Linked DNA regions of Homo sapiens: region 2 is linked to region 1. A link is an interaction called in ENCODE POLR2A ChIA-PET data of the cell type or tissue named here. Cell type or tissue: IMR-90. All regions are shown on one strand. Links, peaks and the distances in the headings refer to the core of each region. The heading gives the core; the rest is flanking DNA.

What was found. Peaks named below come from ENCODE experiments on the same cell type or tissue, not always from the same donor. Only the 100,000 strongest peaks of a DNase experiment are listed, where the experiment ranks them.
Region 2: POLR2A ChIA-PET joins it to region 1 with 9 read pairs; 9 of 35 experiments call an interaction of 5 or more read pairs at or near these places.

Annotation. Positions count from the first base shown.
Region 1 is chr16:4,851,159-4,857,200 of GRCh38, reverse strand. UBN1 (ubinuclein 1) reads right to left here. Exons shown (of 18, transcript NM_001079514.3): 2 at 4,035-4,322. The coding sequence starts at 4,283. Among named protein-coding and RNA genes, the nearest start is that of UBN1, 6.7 kb to the right of the region's middle. RefSeq lists an enhancer at 4,132-5,331. In IMR-90, for the core only: no CTCF peak of the experiment used is centred there; no DNase peak of the experiment used is centred there.
Region 2 is chr16:4,912,468-4,920,068 of GRCh38, reverse strand. The region is part of intron 1 of PPL (periplakin); the gene reads left to right. It overlaps LOC124903637 (a long non-coding RNA gene), which reads right to left. Exons shown (of 3, transcript XR_007064965.1): 2 at 7,538-7,601; 3 at 5,621-5,708. LOC105371064 (a long non-coding RNA gene) reads right to left here and starts at 5,006. Exons shown (of 4, transcript XR_933028.3): 1 at 4,278-5,006; 2 at 1,666-1,684. RefSeq lists an enhancer at 1,072-1,627. In IMR-90, for the core only: no CTCF peak of the experiment used is centred there; DNase peaks (open chromatin) are centred at 2,718 and 4,418.

The DNA of each region.
Region 1 (6,042 bases), core at 1-5,000:
ATTTTTTTTTTTTAAGTTTTTTGTATAGATAGGGTTTCATCATGTTGCCCAGGCTGGTCTCAAGCTCCTGGGCTCAAATGATCTGCCCATCTCAGCCTCCCAAAGTGCTGGGATTACAGGCGAGAGCCACCACACCCAGCCAGGAGCCAGGAATCCTAATTTTAATAAGACTCCTGTACGAAGTATGTTTAAGACTTCAAGGTAGACAGAAAACACTAAAGACTGTATGCCTGTTTCAAACAAACTTTCTTATCTCACCCTCCCATCTCTGCCTACTGAAATACCACCTGCAAAGGATCAGTTAAATGATTTGTGGTGTACACATACAATGGGATATTATAGAGCATACATCTAACGATCATACCTCAAATGGGGAGTCTTTCAAACATGCTTATCTGGATCTTCTAATTTTTCTACAATGATCGCATATAACTTGAGTGGTTATGTAACTGTAAGAAATCCCACCAACCTTGAGCAGCACTGGATTCTATGTATACTACTGAACGCCTTGCCAACAGCAGTCTTCCAATAACTACCATTTCCTGACTGTATGACGGAAGGTCCAGCTCTGTCCCAACACTAATCAGGAAATAAGCTCTCTTCTTTCTAAGACCTCCAGGGCCTGTGTCGTACCAGACTTAAACAATGACCATATTGTAATTTCTGTTACCTGCGGTGGTACCATTCTCTCAAAACATCTATAGGATGTTTGTTTTGAGGCTGGTACAGTGTTTTCTCTAACTTTCTATAGTCCTCTGAGTCTAGCACAATGCCTTCATACTATTAAGGACTATACACTAAAAGAACTGCTGCACAAATGTGCCTGATTTTATTGTATTTTTAACACTGCAGAGTAGACCCACGACGATTTAGGAGTTCTGAACCCGAAGTCCAGGACTGAATCCTCTGAATTGGATCAAAATTCTCTGTGTATCCTCCATGCATTTTTCTGCAATGGTGAAGGGCATCTGTAGTCCCCAAAAAGGTGACATCAGAGCACTGGAGTTCTAATTTCAGTTGACCTGCTGATTTGGTTTGAACCCATGAATAAACACATTAACCAACTCCTGCTCCTGTCTCTTCCTCTAAAGGAAGAAGATACCATTTTCCTGAAACAGGAATTATAAAGGGATTTGAAATTACTTTCTGTCATTCTGCCCAGTGGTGCTCATGCAACAGGCTGACCCTTGGTACAGACTCACAGGCCTCCATTCTGGCAATCAGGCAATCAGATCTCAATCAAGGAAACACTTTTTCTTTTTTGGTTTGGTGTTTTTTGGTAGGGGGAGATGGAGTCGCCATCACCCAGGCTGGAGTACAGTGGCATGATCTCAGCTCACTGCAATCTCTGCCTCCTGGGTTCAAGCAATTATCCTGCCTCAGCCTACCGAGTAGCTGGGATTACATGCATGCACTACCACACCCGGCTAATTTTTGTATTTTTAGTAGAGATGGGTTTTTGCCATGTTGATCAGGCTGGTATCAAACTCCTGACATCAAGTGATCCGCCTGCCTCGGCCACCCAAAGTGTGGGGATTACAGGCATGAGTCACTGCGCCAGGCCTTCCAGCCTTTTTTTTTTTTTTTTTTTTTTGACACAGGGTCTTGCTTTCACCCAGTGCGGTGGTGTGATCACGGCTCACTGCAACCTTGACCTCCCAGGCTCAAGCAATCCTCCCACCTCAGCTTTCTGAGTAGCTGGAACTTCAGGCATGCACCATCATGCCCAGCTAATTTCTGTATTATTTTGCACAGATGGAGTTTCACTATGTTGCCCAGGCTAGTCTTGAACTCCTGTGGTCAAGTGATCCTCATGTCTCAGACTCCCAAAGTGCTGGGATTACAGGTGTGAGCCACTATGCCAGGCCAAGAAAACACATTTTTTTAATCTCAGGAAAAAAAGATTAATCCTTCTAACCAAAAATACCCTCCGAACAGCACACCTGTGAATAAGACCGACTGATCACTTGGCACTGAGGCATACTGCTAGAAAATTCACAACATGATTTCATTCTCGTTCCACACTCAGACAACTGTGAACCAATTACCAGCCTCATCCCCATTTCACTAAGAGACATGCTAGAGACCACAATGCTGCGAGTGTGGGGCCCACTTACCTTTTCCTCAGAGCCTAGCACAGTGCAAAGGCAGACACAGGTGCTTAAAAATGCTTTTCACGGGCCAGGCACGGTGGCTCACGCCTGTAATCCCAGCACTTTGGGAGGCAGAGACGGGCGGATCACGAGGTCAGGAGATCGAGACCATCCTGGCTAACACGGTGGAACCCTGTCTCTACTAAAAATACAAAAAATTAACCAGACGTGGTGGCGGGCGCCTGTAGTCCCAGCTACTCGAGAGGCTGAGACAGGAAAACGGCATGAACCGAGGAGGCGGAGCTTGCAGTGAGCCAAGATTGCACCACTGCATGCCAGCCTGGGCGACAGAGCGAGACTCTGTCTCAAAAAAAAAAACAGCTTTTCACCTAGGCGGTACTCAAATACCATACAATTCCATCTACATAAAATACAAAAACACGGCCAGGTGCGGTGACTCACGCCTATAATCCTAACACTTTGGGAGGCGGAGGTGGGTGGATCACTTGAGGTCAGGAGTTGGAGACCAGCATGGCCTACATGGTTAAAATGGTAAAACCCCATCTCTACTAAAAATACAAAAAAAAAAAAAAAAAATTAGCCAGGCGTGGTGGCTGGCACCCGTAATCCTAGCTACTCGGGAGGCTGAGGCAGGAGAAACATTTGAACCTGGGAGGCGGAAGTTGCAGTGAGCCAAGATTGCATCACCGCACTCCAGCCTGGGTGACAGAGTGAGACTTGGTCTCAAAAAACAACAACAACAACAAAAAAGAGAGGCCAGGTGCTGTGGCTCATGCCTGTAATCCCAGCACTTTGAGAGGCCAAGGTGGGTGGATCACAAGGTCAGGAGATCGAGACCACCCTGACTAACACATTGAAACGCTGTCTCTACTAAAAATACAAAAAATTTGCCGGGCGTGGTGGCGGACGCCTGCACTCCCAGCTACTCGGGAGGCTGAGGCAGGAGAATGGCGTGAACCCGGGAGGCAGAGGTTGCACTGAGACAAGATGGTGCCACTGCACTCCAGCCTGGGCGACAGAGTAAGACTCTGCCTCAAAAACAAAAAAACCCCACAAATCTAAGCAGATCTAAGCTGTTAGAAATCAGGGCAGTGGTTGCCCATAAGTATTGAGGTAGTCTTCTGGCAGGGCAGAAGGAGGGTTTCTGGGGTCCTGATAAATATATTTTGTGACCTACGTGCAGGTTACATGGGGGTACTGAGTTCATGAAAATCCATCAAGTTGTGGCTAGGTGCAGTGGCTCATGTTTGTAATCCCAGCACTTTGGGAAGCCAAGGCAGGCAGATCACTTGAGGCCAGGAGTTTGAGACCAGCCTGGCCAACACAGTGAAACGCCATCTCTACTAAAAACACAGAAATTAGCTGGGTGTGGTGGCGTGCACCTGTAGTCAGTCCCAGGTACTCGGGAGGTTGAGGCAGGAGAATCACTTGAACTCGGGAGGCGGAGGTTACAGTGAGCCGAGATCGCCCCATTGCATTCCAGCCTGGACGACAGGGCGAGACTCGGTCTCGAAAAAAAAAAAAAGAAAGAAAAAAAAAAAGGCAGTCTACGTGTTTTTTTGTCTGCCCCTATACTAGGTAGACAGCAAGATTCTGTTGGAAGAGGAAAATGTCCAGCATGAAATTCTAACACTGGAACTGTCAGGGACTGGTTTCATTTACACATAACGTTTATAACCTTGGCAGAGAAAAATGTATTGTTTTTAAAATTTATGTTAATTAGTCATAATTCAAATTGGCCTCTCCCTTTGCGCACAGAGGTAAGAGAAGCAAATCTTGTGCTTGCCTTGAGTGAGTGACAGGATCTTGGGGCAGCCAAAACCTCAGTTAAGTCTTGCTTCCCCGCTACGGAAGCCCCACATGCATGCACTGACCCCTGTGCGTTAAACCTGCAGCGCCTCTGGGAACAAAGGGGTGTACCTTATCTCCAGGCTGAAGGCCTTTTACCTTCCCTCGGATATTCTTCACCAGCTCTGGGTAGAAGAACTCTGGGCAGCGTTTGTGATCTGGTTCAAAGAGGGTGAGTGTAATCCGAACAGCTGCTGCAGCCGGCTCACAGTCCTGATGCTGTTCTCCTGCCCCAGCCTCCTCCTTCCGGGACTTCTTCAAAAACGCAGGATTCAGGGAACCTGGGAGAGAGGTGAACTGGACCCTGTGGGGCTCCGACATGGCTACCAACAAGTCTTAGCGGGTGTCACTGCATGGCTTCTGTTAACATTGAAAAGAAGGGCCAGGTCAAACGAAGATGATAAAATAGTTTACCTGCCTAATTAAAGAGATTTAAGTTTAAGAGAATTTCATTGTCAAGAAAACTCCATTGTTATATTTTGTCATTTATTGTTTTTTTCTGCTTATTCATCCTAAAATTTTTTCACAATCATTCAGAGATAGTCACTGCTTAGCATACTTCCAGTCTTTTTTCCTGTGCATGTGTATCCTAGATCCTTGACCTTAAAGAACCCATGCTGACAGAGCCTTAGACCTCCAAATTGTAAAGACTACTAAAATATTAATTATTTTCCATTTAATTTGTCTAACACTTATTTTTTCTGGCTGAGAATAATCTTTAAGACCCCTTTATTTTCATCACCAGCAGTTTCCTATCATTGGGAGCCAATCTTCACAATGACAAAGCTTTTATCAGCTGAACAAAAGATATTGCCTACCCCAGGATAGTAAAGAACCAGTGACTCAGGAGGGTGTGGCTAGGCTCACTTCCTAACAAAGTTACACACTCCTGCCCTGTGCACCACTCTCACACCCAAACACTGGCCTTGACAAAATAACAAATTATGACATGCCAAAGACCTTCAAAATCACTTGGGAATGGTCAAAATAGATTTTGAATACAGAATTCCAAATGTTCACAGAATATGAATATGCTAATACATGCCATACATGTTTTCTGCTTACTTCGTATACAATTTTGTGTCCTGCTTTTTAAAAGAGTTCATATTCTAGTGTGAACTTTCTACCATACCAATAAATAAAGATATTCATTGCAGCCTTGTTTATACAAGAAAAATGATGGAAGCAACCAAAATGACAATCAAATGACAATCAATCAGGGAATGGTTGAATAAATTGTGACTTTCTTATTGACTTGTAAGCGCTCTTGATATTATACATAAATTATTATACATTATAGATATACAAAATCTGTCATATCTCTTATAAGTACTTCTTCTTGTTTTGTTATTTGCTGTTTAGTGTTGCTTAGAGTGAGGTATGATGAAAGAAATGTTAACTTTTTTCTTTTTTTTTTGAGCTAGGGTCTCGCTGTTATATCCAGGCTAGAGAGCAGTGGCCCAATCACAGCCACTTCAGCCTCAACCTCCCAGGCTCAAGCAAACCTCTCACCACTTCAACCTCTCGAGGAGCTGAGACTACAGGTATATCCCACCATGCCTGGCTAATTTTTTCTATTTTTTGTAGAGATGCTGACCCACTATGTTGCCCAGGCTGGTCTTAAGCTCACAACCTCAAGCGACCCTCCTTCCAAGGAAATTATAACTTTGTATGCAGTTAAAACTAGGCTCTTTTCCTTTGAGACTCCTCCCATTTCTTTTATGCCTAGAATGTTCGTCTCCAACCAGATCTTATAGAAGAACTTGTGTATATAGGTTTTTTGTTTTTTGAGACAAGGTCTCACTCTGTTGCCCAGGCTGGAATAAAGTGACTCAATCTCAGCTCACTGAGGCCTCAACCTCCCAAGCTAAAGCGATCCTCCTACCTCAGCCTCCCTAGTAGTTGGAACTACAGGCGTGCTAATTTTTGTATTTTTTGTAGGGACGTTGTTTTGCCATGTTGCCCAGACTGGTTTTGAACTCCTGCTGGGATTACAGGTGTGAGCCACTGAGCCCAGCCTATATGGTCATTTATAGATATTTTTTCACATTTACTTCATTAACCCCAGATGAATTTGCTA
Region 2 (7,601 bases), core at 1,520-6,519, 61 kb before region 1:
CGTGATCCACCTGCCTCGGCCTCCCAAAGTGCTAGGATTACAGGCGTGAGCCACCGTGCCTGGCCTGACTGAGGTGTTTCTAAAAGTGACCCTGATTACCCCCACCCCACAAATACACTTTTTTTGGTTTTAATTTGAGACAGGGTCTTTCTCCATCTCCCAGGCTGGAATGCAGTGGTGCGATCTCACTCAGCTCACTGCAGCCTTGACCTCCTGGGCTCAAGCGATTCTCCCACCTAAGCTTCTCAAGGAACTGGGACTACAGGTGCACACTACCACATCTGGCTAATTTTTGTATTTTTTGTAGAGACAAGGTCTTCCTATTTGCCCAATTTGGTCTCGAACTCCTAGGCTCAAGAGATGCTCCTGCCTCAGCCTCCCAAAGTGGTGGGATTACAGGTGTGCACTCCTGTGCCTGGGCCCATACATGAACATAACTAGAGAGGATTTCTTGCTCACATTTCACAGATGATGAAACTGAGACTCAGAAATACAGAGTGGCTGGCCAGGCATATTGTGGCTCATACCTGTAATCCTAGCACTTTGGGAGGCCGAGATGGGAGGATCACTTGAGGCCAGGAGTTCGGGACTAGCCTGGTCAACATAGTGAGAAACCATCTCTATTTAAAAATTTGAAGAAAATATAAAAAGATTAAAAAAGAAATACAGTGTAGCTCCTCTGTCACACTGTCACAGGGTCACATTGCTGGTTGGTGCAGTCAGGATCTGAACCCTATCTGACTCCAGACCTGAAGTCTTTCTCCTACACAGGCTGCCCTCCCAAGTGATCCTGGGTAGTGACTTCACGTCCGGGACCTTGGTTTGCTCATCTGGGTAATGAGCAGGTGGGGCTGGATGGCTTCTGAGGCCCCTTCGAGGGCCAGCGGCCACTGCCCTCAGCACGTGTGTCCGTGTTACCCTCTGAGTAAGAAAAGGGAGGGCTGGGCGTGTACCCTCGGCTGTCACTCAGGCCCTTTCCCTTTTCCGGTGTGTGTGTGGGGAGGGGGGATATCTTTGTGTTCCTGGCTCAGGCAGGTGGCTGCTGTCTGTGTCTGCATGGGCAGGACAGGGCTGTGTCTCGGCCTCCATCAGTGGGGCTGATGGCCCAGGGGTGCCACGTCTGGCTGCCCCGATGCGGCTCATTACCGAGATGAAAAGCTGGACCAGCCTAGCCGGTTTCCCAGCACTCCTGGGACCTGTCCCCTTTCCTGCAGGTTCCTGCCCCACCCACATTCCTGCTGGCTTCCTAGCATGGGGCTCCATAGCTCTCCAAGGGGCACACATGGTTGATTCCTGCGGCCAGCTGGATGGTGGGGGGAACACAGGACCGCAAAGCTACAGGGCAAAAACGCTGAGACTGTGCTTCCGGAGGCCTGGATTCGAATCCCAGCTCTGCCTTGCTTGCTGGCAGTGGAACTGTGGCCAAATGATGGAATTTCTTTGTACCTCAATTTCCCCATCTGTAACTGAGTGAATTGCATGGTATATGAATTCCATGCAATTCACTCACTTAAAGTTGTAATCCTCCAACTTTTGAGAATAATGGTACTTACTTAGAGGCTGGTAGGATTGATGAGCTAATATATATGTGACTTGCTTCGCAGTGGGCAGGACAAATAGCTCTCTAGGAGTTAACTAGCATCTTCCAGGCTGCTGGGGGATTACCTGCAGCTGGCCAGCTTCCCTGGAGAATGAGACAAGAGGCAGGACCTGACTCAGGAGAGAAGAAACAAACCCCTGTCATTTCTAAATGGCACTTGCCTTTTTTTTTTTTTTGAAATGGAGTCTTGCTCTGTCGCCCAGGCTGGAGTGTAGTGGTGCAATCTCGGCTCACTGCAACCTCCACCTCCCGGGTTCAAGCAATTCTTCCACCTTAGCCTCCCAAGTAGCTGGGATTACAGGTACCTGCCATCATGCCTGGCTAATTTTTGTGTTTTTAGTAGAGACGAGGTTTCACCATGTTGGCCAGGCTGGTCTTGAACTCCTGACCTCAGGTGATCTGCCCGACTCAGCCTCCCAAAGTGCTGGGATTACAGGCCTGAACCACCATGCCCAGCTGCCTTTTTTGTGTTTTTTTTTTTTGTAGCAGCTTTACTGTGATGTAATTCATATATCATCCAGTTCACTCATTTAAAGTGTTCAGTTCAGTGTTTTTGTTTTTGTTTTGAGACAGGGTCTCACTCTCATTGCCCAGGCTGGAATGCAGTGGCGAAATCTCGGCTCACTGCAGCCTCAACCCCCTGGGCTCAAGTAATCCTCCTACCTCAGCCTCCCGAGTATCCAGGACTACAGGTGTGCATCACCATGCCCAGCTAATTTTTTGTATTTTCAGTAGACATGGGGTTTCACCATGTTGCCCGGGCTGCTCTCAAACTCCTGGTCTCAAGCGATCTGCCCACCTCGGCCTCCCAAAGTGCTGGGATTATAGGTGCGAGCCACCACGCCCAGCCCAGTGGATATTAATATAGTCACAGAGTTGTACAGCCATCCCCACGATTGATTTTAGAACATTTTTATCACCCCAAAAAGAAATCTGATACCCCTTAGCAATCACTGTCCATTTTACATCCTCCTGGGCCATGGCAACCACTCATCCACTTTCTGCTCCTGTAGATTTCTGCATTCTGGACGTTTCTTATCAATGGAATAATATGTGAGCTTTTGTGTCTGGCTTCTCTCACTGAGCATAACATTCTCGAGGTTCCTGAGGCTGTAGCAGCTGTCAGTCCTGCCTTCATTCTTTGGCCGAATAATAGAGATAGACCACGTTTGGTTTATATTTTCATCAGTTGATGAATATTTGAGTTGTTTCCACTAAAAAGTGGAGGCCAAAAGGCTATTATGAATCATGCTGCTGTGATTCATCTATGTACAAGTTTCTGTGCAGGCATAGATTTTTTTGTTTTTTTGTTTTTGTTTTTTTGTTTTTTATTTTCTGAGATGGAGTCTTGCTCCATCACCCAGGCTGGAGTGCAGTGGCGCCATCTCAGCTCATTGCAACCTCCGCCTCCCAGGTTCAAGCGATTCTCTTGTCTCAGCTTCCCGAATAGATGGGATTACAGGCACATACCACCACGCCCAGCTAATTTTTTTGTACTTTTAGTAGAGATGGGGTTTCACCATGTTGGCCAGGCTGGTCTCGAACTCCTGACCTCAGGTGATCCACCTGCCTCGGCCTCCCAAAGTGCTGGGATTGCAGGCGTGAGTCACCGCATCCAGCCCAGACATAGGTTTTCATTTCTCTTGGATAGATATGTAGGGGTGGGCTGGGTGCAGTGGCTCACGCCTGTAATCCTAATATTTTGGGAGGCCGAGGCAGATAGATTGCTTGAGCCCAGGGGTTCAAGACCAGCTGGGGCAACATGGCGAAACCTCCCTCTCTGAAAAAAAAAAAAAATTAGCTGGGCACGGTGCCAGGCGCCTGTAGTCGCAGTTACTCGGAGGCTGAGGTACAAAGATTGCTTGAGACTGGGAGGTCAAGGCTGCAGTGAGCTAAGATTGCACCACTGCAGTCCAGCCTGGGCAACAGAGTGAGACCCTGTCTCAAAAAATAATAAGGCTGGGCGCAATGGCTCACACCTGTAATCCCAGCACTTTGGGAGGCCAAGGCAAGTGCATCACCTGAGGTCAGGAGTTCGAGACCAGCCTGGCCAACATGGCAAAACCCCGTCTCTACTAAAAGTACAAAAGTTAGCCGGGTGTGGTGGCACACACCTGTAATCCTAGCTACTCGGGAGGCTGAGGTAGGAGAATCATTTGAGTCTGGGAAGCGGAGGCTGAGTGAGCCGAGATCATGCCAGTGCACTCCAGCCTGGGCAACAGGGTGAGACCCTGTCTCAAAAAAATAAATAAGTAATAAAAATAAAAAAAATACGTAGGGGTGGACTTGCTGGGTCTTATGGTGACTGCTTAACTTTTTGTGGAATTTCTAGACTGTTTTCCACAACTGTACACCATTTTGCATCCCCACTAGCAAGGCACGAGGGTTCCAATTTCTCCACATTTTTGCCAACACTTGTTATTGTCTTTTTTATTATAGCCATTGTAGTGGATGAAAAGTGGCATCCCGGTGTGGTTTTGGGCTCTTGGCATTTTAAATTAATCTGTGAAGTACCTACTGTGTGCTGGGAGCCCTGTAAGATCGTCACATGGAATTGTTAAGGGCCTAGAGTCCTGGCTCTGCCATCTAATTGCTGGGTGACTTTGGGAGAGTTATTTAACCTCTCTGATCCTCAGTTTCCACACCCATAAACGGGGATAATAATACAATTACCTACCATGCTAACACCCAGCTCTCAGGGTTGTCATGAAGATTGAGTCAGAAACAGTGAGGAGCCTGGCACGTAGAGAGTAAGTATTAGCTCATATTACGATGGTGGAGATTGTTATTGGTGTGATTTTCCTAGCATCCCCATGAGTAACTTCTAGCCCAGTCGATCACATGCCTCTGGAGTGAGATTGCTTGCGGGGAGAATCGCGGTTCACCAGCTGTGTGACCCTGAGCAAGTGCTTTGATGTCTCAGAGTCTTGGTTTCTTCATCCCCTTCTTCAAAGGGGCACACCAACCTCCCCGGGGACTTAGGGCAAGGATGATATTGAGCTGGTGCCTGTGAATATGTCTGAGGTCTGGCAAAGCCCACAGCAAGTGGCAAATGCCCAGGATGCCTTTGTGGTCATCGCCAGAGGACAGATGGAGAAGCGGAGGCTGTACGAGGGTAGGGCACTTGCCTGAGGCTGTCTAAGCAGCAAGCAGCCCAGTGGGCCTTGGGCCTGGCCTGTCTGCTCATAGCTTCCTGCTACCGCTCACAGCTTTGTCCCATCAGGAGTCCAAGGTCCCTGAGGCAGTGGTCATTGCCCCACAACTCCCATGTCCTCTGGGGGGCTTCGGCTGGAACAACAGGCCCAGCCAGGATAGAGTCCAGAAGGTGGCTTTTCTTGCATCTGCCACAATCCATGAAAGGGCTGGTTTGGGAGCTGGCCCTGTGCCTGAGGTGGGACTGGGCCCAAGAGAGACAAAGGCCCCCACTTGAGCCACAGTACAGACCCTAACGATGCACTGCAGAGTCAGGGGTTAAATATTTGGGGTGAGACTCACCGCCTCTAGGTGCAGCTGGCCTGGCAGATGGTCAGTGACTGGGGTGGGAGTGTGGGGGCCCAGAAACTCACATTCTCCATGTGGCCTGCCCAACCAGGAAGTGGGGGGTTAGGGAATGAGGGAGGAGTCGGGTGGACCCCTGACCTGGCTGTTCTAGAAGCCCACCTTATCCCTTCTTACCGAGATCCTCCATCCAAAGCCCCCCACTGCTAAGCCTTCCTGGCCACCCCGCCAAACACTGGCTTTCTCCACTGCAGGACTTGTCAGTGCCTTTGCTGGCTCATGAACATATCAAGGATGGGGTTTTCCTAAGTGCCTTGACCAAGGAAGAATAAGACTTGTAAGAGTTGGGTTCCTGGGACCCCACTTTGGGACAGGCTGCCCCCAGTTGACCTTGCAGAAGGTATGGCTTGGGTCCTGTTCCCTCAAGATCCCCCAGCTCCGGTGTATCCAGGTCTGCCACAAAGCTGGCCCTTAAGCAAGGTGTGGAACCTAGACGGATGGATCCCCAGCATGTTGGCTGCTGCCATTTCTGCCCCCAATGCCCCCAACATCAACAGCACCTGCATTGCTGGTCCATGACTCCGGTAGGTGTCCAGGTACCCTGGGGAACCTGCAAAAATAGTAATAATAATACAGCTTCCTGGGCCCAGCTCTGGAGACCTGGGTTCAGCAGGTCTGGGTTAGTGGCCGGGAATCTGAATTTTTCATGCTAGGCCCCAGAACCTTGATCTGGGGAGCATCACTCGAAAGGGCTGGTGGTCCCCTCTGCCTTGACGGTCAAGAACCCCGCCCTGGCCCACCCCACGGGACGTGCCAGGACCTGCCTCTCTCTATGGCGTGTCCTCATTGGAGCCTTCTGCACAGGAACACCAAATTCTTCCTTTTGCTTTAGCACCCAGCCGACACCACCTCCTCCAGGAAGCCTTCAGTGACCACCGCTGTCCCCACCCAGCCAGTCCAGAGGTTCCCCTGGGCATCCCCAGCCTCCAGGCCTGCCTCAGTCTCGTGACTGTTTCTATAAATACTGATTTCCTCCTGGTCTGTGGGGTGGATCAGGGAGGGAGAGGCTTGTCTTTGTGAGGTGCAGGGCCCGCACACAGCAGGTGCTTAATGAGTGTGAGTAGAAGGCAACTTCTGCGTGCCTAGCCACTCAGGCCCCACTGTGGGTCTTCAGTGGAGACAGGGGAGCTATCATCGCTGGCTAACTGGGTGACAATGGCCAAGTTGGTTTCCCTTTCTTTCTTTGTTTAAAGAAAACAACAGAAGGAGGCTGGGCATGGTGGCTCACACCTGTAATCCCAGCTACTCAAAAGGCTGAGGCAGCCGAATCACTTGACCCCAAGAAGTGGAGGTTGCAGCGAGCCAAGATGATACCACTGCACTTCCAGCCTGGGTGACAGAGTGAGACTCGGTCTCAAAACCACAGAGGCAGAGCTGGGTGATCTCTAAGGCTCCTTGACAACTAAAATCACAAACCTTTGTTCAGACTTATTCTGTGCCCGGCTCTATGCACAGTCCTTTGGTAGTGTAACCTCACTTCCATTCATAACCCCTGCCACCCTGGCCCCGGGAAAGGACTGTTACTCTAGTCCATCGGATTGGGAGACAGAGGCACAGATAGGCAAGGGAGCTGGGCCAAGTCACACAGCCACTAAGTGGCTGATGGGAGCCAAGATCTGAACCCACAGCTAACCCCAGGGCCAAAGTCTTAACTAACTCCCATTAGAGCATTTTCCAGAGTGGTCTGTCTGTGGTTCTGGGGGACGGGGGGCAGTAGACAAATGTGACAGGAGGGGACACAGAGACAGTGAGGGAGAGGGCCAGTCTGCTTTCAAGACTTTTTTTTCTTTTCTTGTTTTTTTTTTTCGAGATGGAGTCTCGCTCTGTTACCCAGGCTGGAGTGCAGTGGTGCAATCTCAGCTCACTGCCACCTCCACCTCCCAGGTTCAAGCAGTTCTCCTGCCTCAGCCTCCCGAGTAGCTGGGACTACAGGCGCATGCCACCACACCTAGCTAATTTTTGTATTTTTAGTAGAGATGGGGTTTCACCATGTTGGCCAGGCTGGTCTCAAACTCCTGATCTCAGGTGATTCGCCCGCCTTGGCCTCCCAAAGTGCTGGGATTACAGGTATGAGCCACCACACCGGGCCTCAAGTCTCTTTCAGGCGCTCTGAGAAGATCAGGAGAAAGGCTGGGCCTGACGCCACCACGGCTGTCACACCTCCTGACTTGTAACAGCGGGCAGCCCAGTGTCACCACGGAACCCAGTGCCACTGCGTTCCCATGAAATTTATTTTGGCAGCTAATTCACTCATGGTGAGGGCTTCTGATTTCTGATTAAAATGGGGAGAGAAGTTACCTTTGTAAACACATTTAACTCTAAAATAAAACGAGTAGGTTGAAAGAAAAATATCAGGTAATTAAAAATAAGACTGCTCACACAAAAGCTTGTTCCCGAACGTTCATAGCAGCGTGATTCTCACGATGGCCCAAAGGTGGAAACG